2 separate regions of the Homo sapiens genome follow, and region 2 is linked to region 1. Evidence: chromatin loops called from intact Hi-C (ENCODE). Cell type or tissue: Caco-2. All regions are shown on one strand. Links, peaks and the distances in the headings refer to the core of each region. The heading gives the core; the rest is flanking DNA. Region 1 overlaps OLA1 (Obg like ATPase 1). Region 2 has its middle 81 kb from the start of SP3.

What was found. A loop is a pair of places that touch in the nucleus more often than their neighbours do. Peaks named below come from ENCODE experiments on the same cell type or tissue, not always from the same donor. Only the 100,000 strongest peaks of a DNase experiment are listed, where the experiment ranks them.
Region 2: it touches region 1 in a loop (4-fold over the local background); 5 of 110 quality-filtered maps call a loop at or near these places.

Annotation. Positions count from the first base shown.
Region 1 is chr2:174,074,233-174,078,638 of GRCh38, reverse strand. OLA1 (Obg like ATPase 1) reads left to right here. Exons shown (of 11, transcript NM_013341.5): 11 at 3,112-4,406. The coding sequence ends at 3,213. Among named protein-coding and RNA genes, the nearest start is that of LINC01960, 51 kb to the right of the region's middle. In Caco-2, for the core only: no CTCF peak of the experiment used is centred there; a DNase peak (open chromatin) is centred at 2,298.
Region 2 is chr2:173,882,575-173,886,980 of GRCh38, reverse strand. No RefSeq gene overlaps it. Among named protein-coding and RNA genes, the nearest start is that of SP3, 81 kb to the left of the region's middle. In Caco-2, for the core only: a CTCF peak has its summit at 2,371 (motif pointing left); a DNase peak (open chromatin) is centred at 2,390.

The sequences.
Region 1 (4,406 bases), core at 407-4,406:
TGAATAGCTGAAGTATAATATATATGCTTATAATTACTTCAAGAATAGAGATAGAAAGTTAGTTAAATAAAAGCTGTTCTTTCTAAAACTTCATGGTTTTACTTGTTTGTTGTTTAAAGATACTTGGGGATTTGATTTGCTTTCTCAACACTAGAGGGCAGGTCCAAAATTGTGCTTTATTTTAGCTAATAAGGATAATTTGGTTTGCAGACACTAATAGTGAAGCAGTTTTATACATGAGTAGTAGATGACTTGTTAAATGTAAATTCTGTTGCAAAATTAATTTTGTTTGATTTATTAGATGTTACTTAGAGAAATCTAGCAATCTCTAATATAGACAGATTAGCTGGTTAAACTGACATTGTAGGAAGGTTCTTTAATTTAATTTAATATTTGAAGACTACTATAGTAAATGTTATAGAATTTAAAGAAGATTCTTGTGTTTACTATTTCATAAGTTGAAAGGAATACAAAAAAGTTTATTTCAGGTTTACTTTATTTTCACTGGTATCATTGGAAAGGTCATACCGAACAGCAGGACTTTAATAGAACTGTTGGAACACCAGGAAGAGGAGGGGGAAAATCTTGGTATAATTGGTTCAATGTTGAATGAGAACCATTTTGTTTTTTTGAAAGAGTGGAAGGAATAACAGTTTACAAGTAAACACAGTTGTTAATTTTTTGATGGTGGCATCTGTATAGATATAGGTAGGTGTGCAAAAATACTGAGATTGAACTTTGTCAGGAATACTAATTAGACGAACAAAAATCTCAGATTATTTGTCAACATGCTACATCATGTTGGCATATCTATTTTTCATAAGGAAGATAAAAATGAGGATGTTTTCTATTACTAGAATTCAGAGATCAGATGCTTCTTTTTTTATACTCTTAAAATGGTAAGCCTGTTTACCAATCCTTAGTAGATCTATGTTGTAATAAACTTGATAGATGAATTGTAAATATTTCCTTTAACAATTGAGAGAAACTTTATAATATCCAATAAAATAATATTTCCTGCTTGTAAGACTATTTACCACTAACTGGCAGCTTTTATACTATAAATTAGAAAAGGTTGACTCTGACATTTTCACCTAGGATACCATTAAATATTTTACGTTGTTTTAACCTCCAAAACTAATATTTCAAAATTTGAAGTCCAAGTAAAATGAAGCATTTAGGAATTGCTCTCTGCTCCTTTATTCAACAAATGTTTACTTGCAGATTATCAAGTAGGTTTTAGATTTGAGAGCAAAATTGTGTATATGTGTGTGTATGTATGTATGTATGTATGTATGTATGTATGTATGTATGTATATGTATTTCTAACACCAGTGCAGCATAACTAATTTAATGCCAGTGCTGTGAACTATATACTGAATAGCTCTGTGTGGGCTTTGTAGTCTACAGGGATATCACATTATTAGCAATCATATCTGCTTAGGCAAAGCTGGCTTCTACAGATGGCTGCTTTCAAGTGCAAATGAACTGGTTAGACGTGTCTTGTTTAATACATACTCAAGATTCACAAATGGGTATTGATTTTTTTTTTCAACCAGTGTTTCTGATAGCAGTGGAAATGGATTAAATGGTCTCTAGAGAATTTAAAGGAACACTGTCACTTTTAATTAATAGTAAACTTGAGTGGTAACAAAGTATATAAAGTTACATTAATATGTCATGTCAATATGTACTTGATTTATATTGTCTATATAGTTTTATAACAGTGGGCTATAGATTCTAGAAATAAGTAGCTTATGGCCTTCAATACATTGCATGTCTTTATAAAAACATGTGAAAATATGTATTTTTATATATATACACACACACATATGTGTCATATATATGAAATATATATAAATATAAATATATATGTATACACACACACACATATGCCTTTAATTGTAGGGTACGTTACGTTGGCTTTCTAGAAATAAGCTTTATATATTCTTCATATATTTATATTCTGTTAAAATCAGGACAGTTTTATATGTGGTCTAGATAATTGAAAATATGCTTACTAGGGCTCTGCAATCTGGTTTGTTGATTTTACCCTCAGATGTATGATCTTTATTAGTGTTTTTGTTACAGATTAGTATAATTTCACTTGGCTTTGAACATTCTTATCAATATCTTCAAAGAGAAGCACTAATCCTGTTGGGCAAAGGTTTCTTCTCAATACATTCTAACAGAAGGGAAAAACTTTTGAGAATTTCCCCCAAAAGATCCTCAAGTCCTTATTGTTGAGGAGTCGATGGTGGGGTCATGTGGGACCATGTCAGCTGTGTGCAGTGTTAAGTGTGGGTGCTGCAGAGCCTGTTTTACTTATGGTAAAGTAAAGTTCATGCCATGGACTAAACCTGGTTTTCTGGAACTGCTGCTTGCTTCTATTAAAATTACCAGCAGATTGCATGTCTGGATCTGCATACCAGCAGGTGGAATCAGTTGCTTTGCTGACTAATTTACAAGTGGAAGAAATATCTGTCTTTGCAACTGCAACCTGTTAGAGTCTCCTTGTAACTAGGGCCATTAGTCAGGAAACCGTATGATGAATTCTAGTACATACTTCTATGTATACACATTGTCAAGACTAAATTTTAAAAACTACAAGGAAGTAGTTCAGAATCTTACACAACAACTGATCATAATTTTCCTTATACCAACTATATTTTTGGCATCACCAGTGTCACCAAAGGATTTCTTTAAGCAAATAAAGCAGCTTTTAACTAGTTATATAGTCTTTTTCTTTCTGCCTGGTTTGATCTGTTTTGTTACAGTGACTTGCTGGATGTTTGCAGACACATCAGAAATGTACCATAAACAGCGTGTAATGAAACTTAATGATATTGGTATAATTACATTTATGTACCAACAATTTAGTGGAGAATACATTATGATTATGTATATATGGAAAATCTAGTTCTGCCCAAATCAAGAATACTTTGCTTCTCTCCAAGTCTAGTTTTGAACTTGTATGCCTTCCTATATTTCATTTTTTCTTTTTTTATATCACCCAAGTAGTATAATACTTTTTATATCTGCTGCCACCATTTACCCCATGTATTTAGTTGTAAACTAATAACCCATTTCCTCTATATTTTCTGTTTGCAGGCTGCTGGAAAGTACAGACAACAAGGCAGAAATTATATTGTTGAAGATGGAGATATTATCTTCTTCAAATTTAACACACCTCAACAACCGAAGAAGAAATAAAATTTAGTTATTGCTCAGATAAACATACAACTTCCAAAAGGCATCTGATTTTTAAAAAATTAAAATTTCTGAAAACCAATGCGACAAATAAAGTTGGGGAGATGGGAATCTTTGACAAACAAATTATTTTTATTTGTTTTAAAATTAAAATACTGTGTACCCCCCCCCCCCCATGAAATGCAGGTTCACTAAATGTGAACAGCTTTGCTTTTCACGTGATTAAGACCCTACTCCAAATTGTAGAAGCTTTTCAGGAACCATATTACTCTCATGATACTTCATTAATCTCCATCATGTATGCCAAGCCTGACACATTTGACAGTGAGGACAATGTGGCTTGCTCCTTTTTGAATCTACAGATAATGCATGTTTTACAGTACTCCAGATGTCTACACTCAATAAAACATTTGACAAAACCAGCCTTGGTGTGTTTGGGGATGTCTGTATTGACTGACTGTGGTGTGCTGAATGCGATACGGCACCTGGTGGTTGCTGATTACAGAATTTTAAGGCGTGTGTATGACACAGTAACTGGCAGTGTGGGGCAGCTGCAATTGTATCTTAAAAGTGAGTCTTTCATGGGAATCAGAAGAATAGTATACCAGGGATTTGTCTCAAAAAAGTTAATTAATTTATAGATCAACATTTATTGAAAGATGATAGCAATGATATTATGAGGGATATGAGATAGGTGACTGACCACAAAGAAGAAAATTCTGTCTCAAAAATTAAAGAATTTTGTTTGTTATTGTTGTTCTGACCATATTGAAAAGAGGTTCACTTTTAATCTTTCCTTTGAAATTATTAAATTGTAAAAACTGACCCATTGATGTCTGGTGGGTTATGTTTTGCTTCAATTCAGCAATGTGTATAAAAGTTCCTACACTGATTTTGAAATACTAAGATCAGACTTTGAAAATTTTAAAAATTCTTTCATTCTTACTTTTCAGATATTTGAGAGCAGTCGAAGTGGTAGTATGGGTAAGTTAAGCACTTCTTAACATTGTAGCAGAAAATTCCAAAAGAAAGACTAGAACAAATTGGTAATTTGGAGACCCTTTGCCACTTAGCCTTCTCTTGTGATGATGGCCTGAAAGCTCTCTCGGCCCTGAGCCTCCCTTTCTCTCCCATGTTTCCATTCCTGTGAGACCTCCCTTCCTTGTCCTTGTCCTCTGCCCTTTTGTGCTCTTCTG
Region 2 (4,406 bases), core at 294-4,293, 190 kb after region 1:
ATTAACGTCATGCATGACAATAAAACAGTGACCAAAACCAAGAACTTAACACTGGTACAATACAATAAAACCAGAGACTAAATTTCACCAGTTTTTCCATTAAAGTCTGTTCCAGCATCTAGTCGAGGGTCTCATGTCACCGCTAGTGGTCATGCCTCCTTAGTGGCCTCCATTTTATGACATTTCCTCAATCTTTGCCACCTTTCATGACCTTGACATTTCTAAAAAGCAGTGGCCAGTTATTTTGCAGAATGTCCTTCAAGTTGGGCTTGTCCACTCTTTTCTTATGATTAGCCTGAGGTTATGCATTTGTGGTAAGAATGTCTTAGGAATTATTACAGGCTTCTGAGGCCATCAAATTAGTTGTACACGATGTCGACATATCATATTACAGAGAACGTTAACCTTAAGTGATGTCTGCTGGGTTTCTCCAATGGAACGTTATTATACCCTTTGTCATTACTAAATACCTGGAATGAGATACTTTGAGACTATGCAACTATCTTATTTCTCCTCAAAATTTTCCCCACTAATTTTAGAGACCATTGGTGGACTTTCCTGCAAAATTTCTTACTATATTTTTCTATTAGTAATTTTCTATTTCCCTCATTTCTTCTACATTTGTTGGATTTTTTCTGTATCTTTTCTGTTTATTTGTTCACTTATTTGTTGAAAAAATAAAATTTATTGATATCATAAATATTTATTTTATTCAAGTATTATAATCCAATACTTATTTTGTTGCTCAAATGGTTCCAGGTTTTGCTTTGGGGAACTCTTTTATGCTCTCTGATATGCCTTCATCATTTTTTTGAGCTCTTGCCTACTTTCCAGCACCAACAGATATTACAGGCTCATTTTATATTTTCTCTACCCCAGCCATGGATTCATTCACTTCTCCAAGGAGTCCCAGTTCCTTTTATTGGAGAATGGTATTTAGAACCCAAGATCTGGGTGGTAGGTGTGCTCATCATTACTGGGATGTCATTGCATCTATGCCTGCTTAGCAGATAAGGCTAGCAAATATATGTATTTTCCCATGCATACATGCACACATACATATATCTGTATTTATTTCTGTATTATCTATCTGGATCTATATTGGGGAAAAAACCATGAGTTCACACTAGTACCTCCAATTCTAATCCCAGAATCTCAAGGTTCATTCTAGACTTTTCCCCTTTCCTGATTTTAATTTCTTTCTTTGACAGTGAGAAACCTGGCTTTCTTTACCTACAATATGTTTACCTATTTACTCAACCCTAGTACAAATATATAAAGCACTTTTCCAATTGTTAATCTATGCACCTGTGAGGAACTCCTCTACCTTGACTCTGCTTTGTCCTGTGAAAGCCTGTCTCTCATCAGGTTCTACCCATGTGATGGCCCAGCATCTCCAAGCTTACATTCTCCCCACCTTAAAGAAAGAGTGCTTCCTTTCTCTTTCCCAGGAGTTTCAGAAAAAGCTGTAAGGTGGGTTCTTATTGGACTGACTGGGTTCTGTGCTTATCTCTAATATATTAACTGTGGCCTGAGGAATGGAATAACCTGACTGGTTGGACCTGAGATACATGCCCAGCTCTGAGCCTCAGAGGTGGTGATTGGCCCACCCAACCCATAGAGAAGAGTGTAGGTGAGGAGTGGTTATCTAAAGAAAATAAGAATCCTTTTGTCAGAAGAAAGGAAAAAATTCTGTGCAGTGTAAACCCACACAGATCCACTGCATCCTCAAACGGGACAGTAGCACAGCAATGCTAATTGAGGGGGTAGCAACATTGCGGAGGCATCAGGAGCAGAGAGTCAGAGAAATGTAGGTAATACTGCATAGATGCAACTCCCACAAAAGAGCAATTTAAAAAGATGTATGGGCCAGGCGCGGTGGCTCACGCCTGTAATCCCAGCACTTTGGGAGGCTGAGGCGAGCAGATCATGAGGTCAGGAGGTCGAGACCAGCCTGGCCAATATGGTGAAACCCCATCTCTACTAAAAAAAAAAAAAATATGAAAATTAGCCAGGCATGGTGGCATGCACCTGTAAGTCCCAGCTACTTGGGAGGCTGAGGCAGGAGAATCACTTGAATCTGGGAGGCAGAGGTTACAGTGAGCAGAGATCGCGCCACTGCACTCCAGCCTGGGCGACAGCATGAGACTCCATCTCAAAAAAAAAAAACAAAAAAACGTTCAGTTGATATGAAAAGGAATCTTGCTCCAATTTAACAAGAATTACTGCCAGGGTTGTTAAGAGGAAATAGCTGCTTGAATAAGCTGATAACTGGAATGCTTTTCATCCAAATTTATGTTAAAACTCTATGACATGTCTTCTAGACTCTTTAGTTCCAACAGGTCACTTTGCCTAAGATTTGGGCAACTGCCACCTTGTGGCCAGGACTGCCCTGTGGATTAGGAGGGGCCAGCTTGGGCTTCTGGCTTTGTTGCCAGCGGATGTCCAAGATCACTTTTCTATTGCTAATAAAATGACTACAGCTTAAAGCTTCTATACAGTGGAATAACTTAGAAATCCAATCTGTTTTTTTCAAGATTTGAAGCCATAGAAAACTTTTAAGTAAGATATAGTAGAGGGTTTTGTTTTGTTTTTATATGTAGAGCTAATAAATGCTATTTAGTCTTGGACTGTGAACTTATTCTAAACCTTTCCTTCAGGCTAAACTTGTGGGATTTTACTTGCTCTGGTCTCCAGTCCTAAAAAGAAACCAGCTGTATCCTGTAGTTGGCCACCTGTCCTGAATTTGAGAGAGTCAGTTCCAAGGACAAGCCTGGGGTCTCTGTCAGCCTCATTCTAGGCAGGAGGAATGTTTTCCTTGGTGTGCCTGGTAACCTCACTGCTGACGATTGCTCCCTCTTTTACTGACATTTGTGTAATTAATACTTCATTTACATAGAAAGGAATTTCTCTAATTAAATGTTACATTTCATTAATCTAGAATTCTGGTGAAAATTATATTTTAACAAGACTTTGTGACTCCCAGCCTCTTTTAAAAATCGTCTGTATCTTTAATGGGGCTTGGCCCTTTTTTTCTTCTGAGATGTTAGAATGTATCTGTAATAGATGACAACAGTTTTTATGCAGCTACCCAGTGGTTTAATCACAATGCAAAAACAACACTGCTAATCTGAACAATCTACATGGATGACAACTCATTGAAATAACTATCAATTAACAACATAATTGTCAGTTATAAGTTGCCAACATTAAAATAAGCAATTGTTACTTCTATGAGGCTTTTGTGCTTTTTTTTCTCCCCCTCTGCAGGGTGTGGATATAGGGCAGGGGCCTGGGTTGAAAAGCTTAAACTGATGACCAAGTTACTTGTTGTTTTAATCACTGGATCCTCTTCCTTATAGTTTACTCTGAAGTGAAAATAGTGGTACTAGTCATAAAATTCCACTCCAGGCTTGGCAGGTCAACCTGGCCTTGGTTTTGAAATCTCTGTAGCATCAAATGTGATGCCAGGTCTCTATTCCCTTTAATCAGGGCCTGCTGTAGACAGAGCATGACATGTGAGTTCTCTCCTATTCTGTTCGATCAAGATCATGTCAAAGAAAACCCAGCCTCTGTGTGAAGGCAGAGTCCACTTTTGCTAGAGCAGCTGAAAAGAATTTAACCCAGTACTGTCAGGATAATGGCCTCAATGTCTCCTCTCTACACGATTTCAGCTGAGAGACCCCGCACCCCAAGCATCTGTGGGTGAGTGAGCAAAACGTGTAGCAGAAAAAGACTCAGGACTTGGTGGAGGAGGGCACTGTGAAAGTCAAAATTGCCACAACCACCTTTTGTGTTTCTCTCTCTCTCACTTGGTAGAAGACAGGTAGCCAGGTGGACCCAGGTTCCTGGTCATACAGGAACACCTTCAGGAGGAACTACCTCAAGGTAGGACTCCAGCTTGTGCTTGGGCACACAACACTTCAAGGTGCAAAATCATGCACCACAAGCCAACACCTGGAGCTAGCTGAAACAGGAATTATGACTGAACTACAACCGGCCCTTTTGCATTAAGCCAATCAATCTGCATCATCAGGTGGTACTTCTCCATCTGAAGACAGTTTGACTTGGAACTTGCAGCAAATAGCCACCTCCCGCTTTGTGGGGCATGGTGATGGAATGGAGAAAAAGTAGGCATTTGAACTAGATCCCTGGAATTAGAGTAGTGGTGCTGTGAGTTACTGTCAGAGCATGGCCAGGCTCTTTTCTTGGGTCTTTAATTTCTTACCTCTAAAATGATGACAATAAATCCATCTTGCAGTGTTGTTTAGAGGATTAAGTCAGCTGACACAGGTAAAGTGCTTCGGGCATTGTTGGTGTTTACAAGTGGCTGGTCATGATTAATTTAGAGAGACAGCAACAAAGACTCTTGTTTTTCTGAGATGGAGTCTTGCTCTGTCACCCAG